Linked DNA regions of Homo sapiens: region 1 is linked to region 2. A link is a contact called in ENCODE Hi-C or POLR2A ChIA-PET data. All regions are on one chromosome and are shown on one strand. The core of a region is the stretch at or near the end of the contact, and the rest is flanking DNA. Distances in the headings are between cores, read along the strand shown. Region 1 has its middle 15 kb from the start of RDX. Region 2 holds the start of ZC3H12C (zinc finger CCCH-type containing 12C).

Evidence for each region. Hi-C counts contacts between places; a loop is a spot of excess contacts on that map. ChIA-PET counts read pairs that join two places held with the same protein, here RNA polymerase II (POLR2A). Pooled maps may share reads with other maps.
Region 1: a map of endothelial cell of umbilical vein shows a loop between it and region 2 (2.0-fold over the local background). The contact joins the enhancer-like site here to the promoter of ZC3H12C in region 2. A Hi-C loop is called at or near these places in 1 of 168 maps with a recorded cell type or tissue (endothelial cell of umbilical vein) and 2 of 50 pooled maps. POLR2A ChIA-PET finds 5 or more read pairs at or near these places in 3 of 52 experiments (H1, Panc1 and activated T-cell).

The regions. Positions count from the first base shown.
Region 1 is chr11:110,309,399-110,314,695 of GRCh38, forward strand. No RefSeq gene overlaps it. Among named protein-coding and RNA genes, the nearest start is that of RDX, 15 kb to the left of the region's middle. Within about 2 kb of position 2,578, at least 2 of the 41 ENCODE cell types and tissues checked have a DNase peak (open chromatin) inside an H3K27ac peak, as active enhancers do; they include endothelial cell of umbilical vein, where a contact is called at or near this core.
Region 2 is chr11:110,090,893-110,096,872 of GRCh38, forward strand. It overlaps ZC3H12C (zinc finger CCCH-type containing 12C), which reads left to right and starts at 2,500. Exons shown (of 6, transcript NM_033390.2): 1 at 2,500-2,540. The coding sequence starts at 2,520. RefSeq lists silencers at 1,710-1,769, 2,070-2,329, 2,390-2,859.

The DNA of each region.
Region 1 (5,297 bases), core at 1,328-3,827, 220 kb after region 2:
ATTATAAAATGTCTGATAACTATTTGTTAAGTGGCTGGATGAATGAATAAATGCATGAAATCATCCAAGAAGTTAATGAGGGACTAAAATCTAGGTTTTCTGACTCCACATTTAATGTTACTTACAACCCACCTGCTGTTCTCAATTTGATGTACTCAACTCTGAGTATCAACATAATGCATTTATCAAGTGCAAAGAAAATCACTGATATTCCTCAAATATCGTATTTGGCAATACTAGTGGAATACGATATCTAGATAAGGTTACTGTATTGAAATGACAAGGTTGTACTGTGGACCTGTTTACTTTGTGACTTTGCCACTTATTTCCTAAAATATCACCATTACTTAAAACAATTCAAGAGCAGCCTACTCTTCCAAAATAAATTGCTTTATACAAGTTGAGATTCAATAAGTTAGTAACTGAATGAGCTGAGTGAGGTGGTGTGCACTTGTAGTCCCAGTTACTCAGGAGGCTGAGGTGCAAAGATCACGTGAGCTTATGAGTTTGAGTCCAGCCTGAATATAGCAAGACCTGTCTAAAACAACAACAACAACAACAACAACCACCCAAAAAAACAAAAACAAACAAAAAAACCAGTAACAATATATGAATGCCTTTTAATATAATAAGTTAATATATAAATGTAATGATTACAGTTAAATTTGGAGGGACTGTCTGAGTCACAGTTGGCTGTTACTTGTAAGTATTCAGGAGCTATGGTGAAAAAGGGTGGCAAGCTCTAGGCTTTTTGTAAATCTACTTGGGTCCTTGACCTAGTCCAACTGTTAGTCTCTGGAATGCTTTTCAAGCCACTGGGCTATGCCTCTGTTCCCTGTCTCAAGAAGCTTTCTCTGGCCTGTGTAATGATCTGATTCCAAAAGAGTGAACAAGATGGCACTGAAGCATTGAGATAGTAGCCATCCAATGCTCTGCACCCCTTTGGCAGCTTACTGTCAGTTGTACTGTAGACCTGATGGCTTCCAGGACACACATGCAGGTGTTATAGTAAGTTATTCAGGGGAAACAGAAGAGTGACATTCTCAACTAGTGAAGGGCCTTTTGGTCCAAAGATATGGTATAAGCCAGGCACAGTGGCTCACACCTGTAATCCCAGCACTTTGAGAGGCCAAGGTGTGTGGATCACCTGAGGCCAGGAGTTCAAGACCAGCCTGGCTAATATGGTGAAACCCCATCTCTACTAAAATACAAAGTTAACTGGGCATGGCGCTGGGCGCCTGTAATCCCAGCTACTTGGGAGGCTGGGGCAGGAGAATGGCTTGAACCTGGGAGGCGGAGGTTGCAGTGAGCCGAGATCGTGCCATTGCACTCCAGCCTGGGTGACAAGAGCAAAACTCCATCTCAAAAACAAAACAAAACAACAAAAAAGATATGGTGTAAACTACTTTGGAACTCAAAAGGTGTTTTTCCCCCACTATGGAAATGAATTTGAAGGGTGGTTCAGTTCTGAGGCTGGCCTAGATATAGCTGACCAATATACTCTGCAACAAGGAAGGCCTGTCTGTTCAGATCCTTCTTGGCATTCCTGTGGAGCAACCCTTCTTCCTGGATACAGGACAGTCAAGGCAGGTCAGATAATGTCTTTATGGCCAGCTCTTATACAGAAAGTAATGGGGAGCTTAGAGGAATTTTTCCAGGTTTTATGACTGGCTTTGGTAGAGAGGGGTTCTAGTTTCTCTGACCAGACTCAGGAAAAGGGAATTTAATTTCTATGGCTTATCTCGCTGGAGGAAGAGCATGGGAGACAGGAAGGCAAGGGAAGGTCAGAGAGAGACTTTGCTTCTAAAGCTGCTTCTGAGGCCTTCCAAATTATGTTATTTCAAAGTGTTCAGCATGCCAAAGCACCATATTTTGGGGTATCATTTTCTGAACCCCAATAGCTGACAGAGGCTCAAGTGTGATTTATTTAAATTTCAAGGTAACTCAGACTACTCATCTTCACATTCATGTCTTCATTCTTCACACAAATAATCATCTAAGGTTATTCTGTAACATCCAAATCCAAGTTGTCTCTCCTTTGTTAGAGTTCTTTTATTCTCTAATTTTTTTCTGGATTTCAAGATAACAACCATTTGTTATCTTTGGTTGATAACAGAAGTTTGTTATGTAAACAAATGCTATCAACCATTTGTTCACCTAGCAAACTTTTGTTAAGACCTGCAAAGGAACAAGCACCATAAAAGCACCAGGGTTAAGATACTTGCACATATTATTTCAATATACTCTTCATCATTTTAGTACATTTATATAACATACTGCAATTGCTAACGCATATGCACATGCTTTACTTCTAAATCACATTTTAGATAATTTCTTTCTGTGCAAGTTCTTGTAGACCTAATCCAAAGTATACTTACTCACTCTTTGGCTTCAAATAATATAACTTGTCTGCTTTTTAACCATTTTTCTTTCCGAATATCCCACTGAAAGCTGATCTAACATTGGGCCTATGGACCTTGGCCCTGCCTGAATTCTCTTGAGGGCCAAGGGCCCTCCAGCATCACAGACTGTCTGAGACAAAATAATTCATTTGTGCTAGCCCAGGGGGAAATATGAATCACTTGGGTGAAGGTCAGAATCATCACACACACAAAAAAAGACCCAGATGACTCAGCATTTTGTATTATAGAATGCACAAAAATGAAAATCCACTTGATCTGTGTCTTGTTTTTTTTTCCAGGGCATAATACAACAATTAGAAACCAGAAAATCTACTTAGACTGTAGGCCCTAGAGTGATTCCTTATAGTTTTAATTATTCATAATCTATAAAATTATACCTGATATTTGTAGCTAAGTGTATTAGTTGGTTCTCACATTGCTATGAAGAAATACCCGAGACTGGGTAATTTATAAAGAAAAGAGGTTTAATTGACTCACAGCTCCGCATGGCTGGGGAGGCCTCAGGAAACTTACAATCATGGCAGAAGGGGAAGCACAAACATCTTTCTTCAGATGATGGCAGAAAGGAGAAGAGCCAAGCAAAAGGGGGGAAAGTCCCTTATAAAACCATCAGATCTTGTGAGAACTCACTCATTATCATGAGAACAGCAGTATGGGGGTAACCATCTTCATGATTCAGTTACTTCCCATGGGGTCTCTTCACAACATGTGGGGATTATGGAAACTGCAATTCAAGATGGCATTAGCAAACCAGATTGCTAAGTAATCACCGTTTTTCACCAGGTGACAATTTCTACCAAAAACCTATAATAAAACATTAAGCTAAAAAGAAAAGTGAACTCATCATTTCACAAGCTATGCCTTAAAAGTCTTACAAAATGTTTACTTGCTTGTGTATTAGAGTCAGAGACTATTTATGGCAGAGATTTTGTATATTAGCAAAAGAAAAATAAAATTATTAACATGCTTTTTAGAGTAAGAAATGTATGACTTGCAGTTTAATGCAATGTTAATAAATATGACACTGCTCATCTCATAAAAGTAATGCTCTGGTTTTTACTTTTCCATAAAGCTGAGTCATATATTTTAAATAGGATGTCAAAATAACAATTTCCTTCAAAGAATTTCCTTGTTTCTTTAAATGGAGAGGAAAAATGGTGTTAAAATGTAAGAGCCCCATGACATTCAATGCTTTGAAGAATATGGTAAGACAGGCTATCTTATATACTTTTATATACTTTCAATAGGAGTGTAAATTGGTGCAAAATTCCTAAAAATCAATTTGGCGTTATGTATCAGAAGTCTTAAATATATTTATATTCTTTGGTCATTTATCAGTTTCTAATAATCTGAACTAAAAAATAAGAACATGGCTTAACACAAACATACAAAGATATTCAACACAGCCTTATATATAATAGTGAAAACTTGAGAACGTACTAAGTGTTCCCCCAAAAAAGTTAAATAAATTATATTATACAATGTATAACATAATATAACAACGTATGTAATAAACAATGTAATGTTTCTTATTCAAAAGAAAAATTGCATTAAAAATTATGTCACTATATGTAAAAATGCTTATAATGTAATGTTAAATTAAAATCAAAATACAAGCCGGGTGCAGTGGCTGACACCTGTAATCTCAGCACTTTGGGAGGCCAAGGCGGCTGGACCACTTGAGGTCAGGAATTCGAGAATAGCCTGGCCAACATAGTGAAACCCTCTCTCTATTAAACATACAAAAATTAGCCAGGTGTGGTGGCATGTGCCTTAGTCCCAGCTACTCAAGAGGCTGAGGTGGGCCGGGTGCGGTGGCTCATCCCTGTAATACTAGCACTTTGGGAGACCAAGATGGTCCGGTCACCTGAGGTCGGGAGTTCCAGACCAGCCTGACCAACATGGAGAAGCCCCATTTCTACTAAAAATACAAAATTAGCTGGACGTGGTGGCACATGCCTGTAATCCCAGCTACTTGGGAGGCTGAGGCAGGAGAATCACTTGAACCCTGGAGGTGGAGGTTGCGGTGAGCCAAGATTGCGCCATTGCACTACAGCCTACAGTTGGAGAGCGAAACTCCAACTCAAAAAAAGGAGGCTGAGGTGGGAGAATCGCTTGAACCTGGGAGGCAGAGGTTGCAGTGAGCCAAGATCATACCACTGCACTCCAGCCTGGGTGACAGAGTGACACTCCGTCTCAGAAAATAAATATATAATAAAAAATAAAAATAAAATAAAGATTCAAAATATTACATGCAATATAATCCCAATTTCAACAAATTGCTGTGTTTAAGTGTCCATTAAAAAGTTGCTTTCTTATTAATTTAGAAGAGATATTTTTATTTTCTAGATAAAGTCTTTGTCTGATAAAAGTTTTGTCAAGATTTTCTCCTAGTTGTGGTTTGCTGTTTCATTTTCATAGTAATGTCTTTTAAAAAGCAAATATTTTTAATTTTGATGAAGTGAAATTTGGTTTTCTCTTTTATTTCATGATTTTTTGTGAACTCTTTAACAAACTAAACATCTATAGAATTTTCTTCTAAGACCAGGCAATGGTGCCTCATGCCTGTAATCTCAGCATTTTGGAAAGCCAAGGCAGGCAGATGGCTTGAGCCCAGGAGTTTGAGATCAGCCTGGGCAACATGGAGAAATCTCGTCTCTACAAAAAATACAAAAATTAGCTCAGAGTAGTGGCACTTGCCTGTAGTCCCAACTACTCAGGAGGCTGATGTGGGAGAATCACTTCAGTCCAGGAGGTGGCAGTTGCAGTGAGCCCAGATCTCACCACTGCACTCCAGTCTGCACAACAGAGTGAGACCTTGTATAAAAAAAAATAAATAAACCTTTTTGCTTCTATGTATTTCTTCTAGATCTA
Region 2 (5,980 bases), core at 1,250-3,749:
GCCAGTCTCGTTCTAAGTCCCTGCTAAGTCCCTTAGAGATCCTAAGATTGAGGGCCTCTAACTCTGCTCCAGAGACCTCCAAGGTTTTGGCACAGTGTAAAGGGGCTGCTTTCCCAGCCCCTACTTTCCTGCCAATAAAAATCTGACCCGGCTGCAGACAGCAGGCTACCAATCTTCCTAAGGGTCTTCAGGGTGGTATGAAAAAATGTGGACCTGGCCGGGCACAGTGGCTCACGCCTGTAATCCCAGCACTTTGAGAGGCCAAGGAAGATGGATCACTTGAGGCCAGGAGTTTGAGACCAGCCTGGGCACATGGGGAAAACTTGTCTCTACTAAAAATACAAAAACTAGCCAGATGTGGTGACACACACCTGTAATCCCAGCTACTGGGGAGGCTGAGGCAGGAGAATCGCTTGAACCCAGGAGGCGGAGGTTGCAGTGAGCTGAGGTCGCACCACTGCACTCCAGCCTGGGCGACAGGGTCAGACTCTATATAAAAAAAAAGTGTGCACCACAGAACCAGAGAAGGCAGCCTACCTGCCTACCTGCAATTTTATTTAATCGGCTTCATGACTGGCCTACTGACGTGGAAAACAGGCTCAGTAAGACACTCTCCTTTCATCTCACAGGCAGAGTCAGGATGCTCATGTGCACCAGCCAGTAGGATACTCTCAGCTGGGACCCCAACATCAACAGCTAAAGAGCAACTGATGCTGGCCAAAAAGATGGGGACATCTGTGCTGCTCAACTGAGCCATAAAGGCCTACATTTGGTAGAGAATATTAAACTGAAAATTATCAAGTTTGAACCCCAATAAGCATCATGAATATCACTACCATTAGGCAGTCCAAGCAAATTCAACAGATCCAGGCTTAAACCATATATATGCCCTACTGAAAACAACTCAGAGGCAAAACTAATTTTATGAAAGGTAAAAAGTTGATCAAAGGCATGAATCGTGGTCCAGTGAAACAAATGCGTCCTTTAGATGTAACAGACCTGAATACCTCACATTCAAGCTGTGTAACTGCAGGTAAATTTTCTAACCTCGATTTTCTGATGGATAAAGGGGTTTCTAATACCCAGCTCACATGGCTGTGGTGACAAACGGGACAGTGGATTTAAAGCAGGCTATTTGGCCCGTGGCATATGGTAGGGGCACAACCCATTCAGTGTCCCTCCCTCTCACTCCAGAAGCAGACTCATCCTGCCCTAGGCTGCTCGTAATGATTCCAAGGACAGGCGAATAAGGTTATTTGAACATTTCTGAAACATTGACTTAGTTTGTGCTGGGTGTTGTACGATTCACAGAAGTAGAAAGGCTCTCTGCTCCCGGTGCTTTTCAGCCTGCGATTCAGGCGCCCACCTCTGTGCAAAGGGCTGTTTCCTTCCGATCTCCTGAAAGAGATCTGGATGTATCTTGGGTTCAACCTCGATTTTGACACGATTGCCATTTCCATCAAAGCCAATTTCCTTGCTGAAAGAAGTCCTATCCCTGGGTGAAATCCCAACAGCTTCATTTGTTTAAATTCTTTTATTGGCCTTGCTAATGCAGGGTGTGGTTTTTCCTCATCACGGAATATTGATAAGTAAACAACTACGGGGAACCTGCCCTAAGAAGGCGGCCCGTCGATCTCCTTGACTGCCCGGGACATGATCAGTGTTACTGCTGGGTGGAGAAGGTGTCGCCGAGCGGAAAGGCGCCGTCCTGCACCAGGTCGGGGGAGAGGCGCGGGGAGGTCGGGACCGCTGGGTTGGGCCGGGGCAGGGAATAGGCGCGAGGGGAGGCGGCGCGGGAACCTCGGGCAGCCCCAGCGGCTGGGTCGAGCCCGACAGGTTCCAGCAGCTCCCCTCACCCCTCTCCACGCCTCTCGGGTTTTCCCCTTGGCTCAGGGTTTCCTGTTTCAGTTCTCGGCGTTCTCCAGCAGCAGGTGCTGGTTTGCCAACCTCGGCTCCAGAGGCGGCGACGGAGGAGAAGGAAAAGAGGGAAGGGGAGGAGGAAGCGGCGCGGCTGCGGTGGCTGCGGGCGGGCGGGCGGGCGAGGAGCGCGGAGCGAGGTGGCGGAGCCGGGTTCGCTCTCGCCCGCGGAGCAGCGGCACGGACGAAGGGCAGGGCCGAGCCGAGCCCAGCGCTCGGGCGCGCCCGAGCCGGGGCCCTGGCGTGCGGCCAGCTGTCCGGGCGGGAGGCATGAGGGAGCCTCGCGCTCGCCCCGCGCCCTAGCGGCGGCCGCGGCAGCCCAGGGCTGAGGCGAGAGGCGGCCGCCTGCCGGAGGGCCCCGGGGCTGCCCCAGCTCCAGGGCATGTAGTGATGGCTGCGGAGAAGAGAATGCAAGTAGGTTGAGCAACAGATTCGAGTGCGCGCGCGTTGGGGCTGTGAGTTGTGCAACCCAGGGAGGGGGCGCCGGGGCTGCGGCCCGCGGAGAGGGCGCGCGGGCGGGCGCGGCTTGGCGCGGGAGGGCCGCGGTGGCCGCTTCTCCGCGGGCCCCGCCGCCCGCTCGCCGCTTTCTCGCGGGGCTGGCTATGCCGGGTGGCGGCTCCCAGGTTTGTCCTCGGGAAGGGGGTGGGGGACGCGGACCGCGGCGAGAGTGGTCCTGGGGTAGCCGGTCGTGGGGAGGGCCGCGGGGCCGCGCCCGGGCGCCAGGCGGAGGGCGCCGGGGCCGCAGCGACCTCGCCGTGTGATCTCCAGGCCCAGGCGGGTCGGGCTCCGGAGGTCGAGTCACCGAGCTCCGGTCGCTCAGGTGGGGCCGAGCGGAAAGCCCAGCGCATCCTCCCCTCGGGCAACGCCGTCCCCGCCGGGATTTCGGGCGAGGTGAGGCCGGGCTTCCCGGCCCCGCGGCCTAAGGCACCGGTCCCCGCCCGCCCGGGGGCATAGATCGCGAACATGGAGGCGGGCTCGGGCGCCGCGGATGGAAACGGACACACTGCGCTGCCCCAGCGGCTCAGACTCGCGCGCGCTCGTGGGGCGAGACATCTCTTGGCATCTCGGATCCAGCCCTGGCCATTCGCTTAACTATCCATCCCTCCATCCAGATCGCCAGCAACCCCAGGCCGAGCGTCACGAAAGCCCCTCACTCCCCCCTCGTCCCTCCTTCACCCCCAGGCTCCAGTCCAGATCCCTTTTACACGCTGCGTTCATTTTAGCTCGGCTGTTCACATTTTTAACTCCGTATTAAGAAGTGTTACAAATATAACTTGGAGAAATGAATCCCGCATTTCTTCCCTAAGCTGTCTCATTTCAAGTCCTTAAAAACAGCCCTAACATCCAAGTACTGATTACTCTGTCTGGGGTTCTTGCCATTTGGTTATCCGTTAACAATCTCGGTTTGTGTTCGGTGTTTTGTGATAAAGAGATGAAAGACGAATCCAGATTTAGGAAAAGTTTTCCTATTGGTTGACAAGACTGTATTGGAGTATCCCAGGCCCATCAGGCGCTTATTGATTCAGACTTTTTTTAAACCATTTTAGAATAGATGCAGAGATAATTGGAGCTAAGTATTGTATGTTTAGGAATTTGGCAACGTTGTTCAGTTTTTCACTTGTTACGTGCTTGAGTTTTTCCACTTTTAAAATGCATATTATAAACGGAAAACGAGATAAACCTCAAACACAATTTTTGACTTTTCAAGAACCACAAGAAGTCATAAATACAGTGTGTTATAAATGTTTTTGTCTTAATGGACTTAGGATTTAGAGGGTATGACTTCCATTCATTTAATCACATGTACAATTAATTTTAGTAGCAGTTTCTTAAGTTTAGGGTTCTCTGTGTTTGACTACATGATAGCTTCATCAAACATTGGTAAAATTAATCTTAGTGTGATAAGCCCAGGAAGATGCCTATTTCGGACTTGACCCCCTGTTCACCTGTTTTCTTCAACAATTTGGCATGCTTATTTCCAGTTACCTAAATCTGTCTACTGGATGGTACCATAAAAATAGAATGGCCTGTTGACTATGTACCCATAGTTCAAAATGTTTTAATATTTTTACATGAAAGAGTCTATCTTACTTTCAAAGTAAGTTACAAGATTCTACTTCTAGTATTTGGTCACCATAAAAGTACTTAAACATTATAACCAAAGTAAAATGAACTTTTAAATAAACAACAACAAAGTGACTGGCATTTTTTAGCCTTTATTTAATAAGGGAAGTCTAACGGAACTATTTTAGTATAATGGGAAATATTAAAGGATAGGAAACAGAAACTTGGAATGTTTCTATACTGATGAGAGTTTTTATTAGTCACTTCCTTTTACTAAATTTTTGTTTTAATGACCAGACTATATAAAAATACCCTATTTTATATTATGGGCTTCTCTGGAGCTAGGTTTTCATGGGTTACCAACGTCTGCAAAATCGGATCCCAAGTTGTTAATAGAAATTTTATGTTTAAAACATTTTTCTCATTCTACAACTAGGTCTTCATTCTAGCAGACCACAGTGGTTGCTACATTAATTTTAATTACTATCACAGACGTAAAAATGTTGCTGTTATAACTTCTTAGTGTGTTTCATTGTTTTTGTACATAAATTTAGAATTCTTTAATTCTGATTTGATAGCATTTTTAAAGAAACAAACAAGGTATTAAGTAGGGAATGTTTTTATCTTTTTACTGTTGGAACGTAGAATAACACTAATCTGCAGTTATTGCTCATTTGAAACTGGTATGCTTCTGTTCTCTCTGCAAATAATTACTTATTATCACTCTAGCTGCTGTGTAAGGCCCCCGACCTCTAAAAGGATAGATTATGAACGAACATAATGCTATGTGGAAAGTACTAAGTTCCGTGAAAAAAGAAGTGAGAAATTCAGGTACTGGGGAGTGCCTCAAAGGTAGGATTTGAGTAGGTAGAGCTGGTTGGGAGTCATTTCCAAATGAGTCAGTGAACCCTGGAAGGAAAGCAGGGAGTGGGCGGTCCAGTATGTGGCGCATGGGGCAGATGATAGGAGTAGTGAGTGGGTAAGTTGGCAAATAGAGTTTTGGAGTATAGTTTTTATTAGAGCAATATTAAGTAAATAAGATGGTCAGTGAATAATGAAAATTAATTCAATCAGGATTCCAAATTTAAGCCTAAAATATTGAGATTCCGGAGTTTGATCGTAAATCTACCAAATGTTCTAAAAAAGCTTCTTGTGTTTTAAGTGCTAATATGCCTCATGGACCTGCAGCATATGAAATCTCATGACTTTACAAAGTGAAAATGTGTGAAGATTCAACAAAACACATGTTATAATCTCTGCTGCTGTTTTGCAATTAATAGTTCAGAGAAAGGATGATCAATCAAGAATGTGATTTTTTAAGAAAGATCTATTTCACCCCAGAATAGATCTCTAATTTCTTGGTGATTCAAGATTTGTTTAAAATTTTTGTAGGATTAGTGTGTAAATTAAATATCTGACACATAGTAATTTTTGGCATCTGATAGTATAAAGATAACTGCAGATATGTGTTGTGGCGGCATCAATTCTCTACTGTTGTTTTGGTTTTTATAGGTGACATAGTAATAGTCACGTTTGTACACTGATGTGCCAGACAACATGCTAAGTCTACATGCATTATCTCATTTAACCCTTGAACACCTTTATGCATTGCTTCTATTATCCCCAGTCTATAGATGCGGAAGCAGAGACACTGAGTTTGAGTAACTTGCCCAAAGTCATATAGCTAGTAAGTTGCAGAAAGGAGTTCAGACCCAGGCAGTCTGACTTTATAACCCATGATCTTAACCACTGTGCAAGTTCTGCCTCGATAGGATTCTGTTTTTAGTTTGTTCTCTAAAAAGTGTGTCATCATGTATGTTGTTTTGTTGACATACACCATTTGAAAATTAAGTGATGCATAGTGAGTATGTAAGACGAGAAGCCTTTCCTCTGCATAGTACGACAGTAGTAGGACAATACAGAAATCCTGTCTGGCCAGGTAAGTTGAAGGCAAGGACCGTGTCTTTTTGCCAGGCTGCTTGAGTTCACTACAGAGACA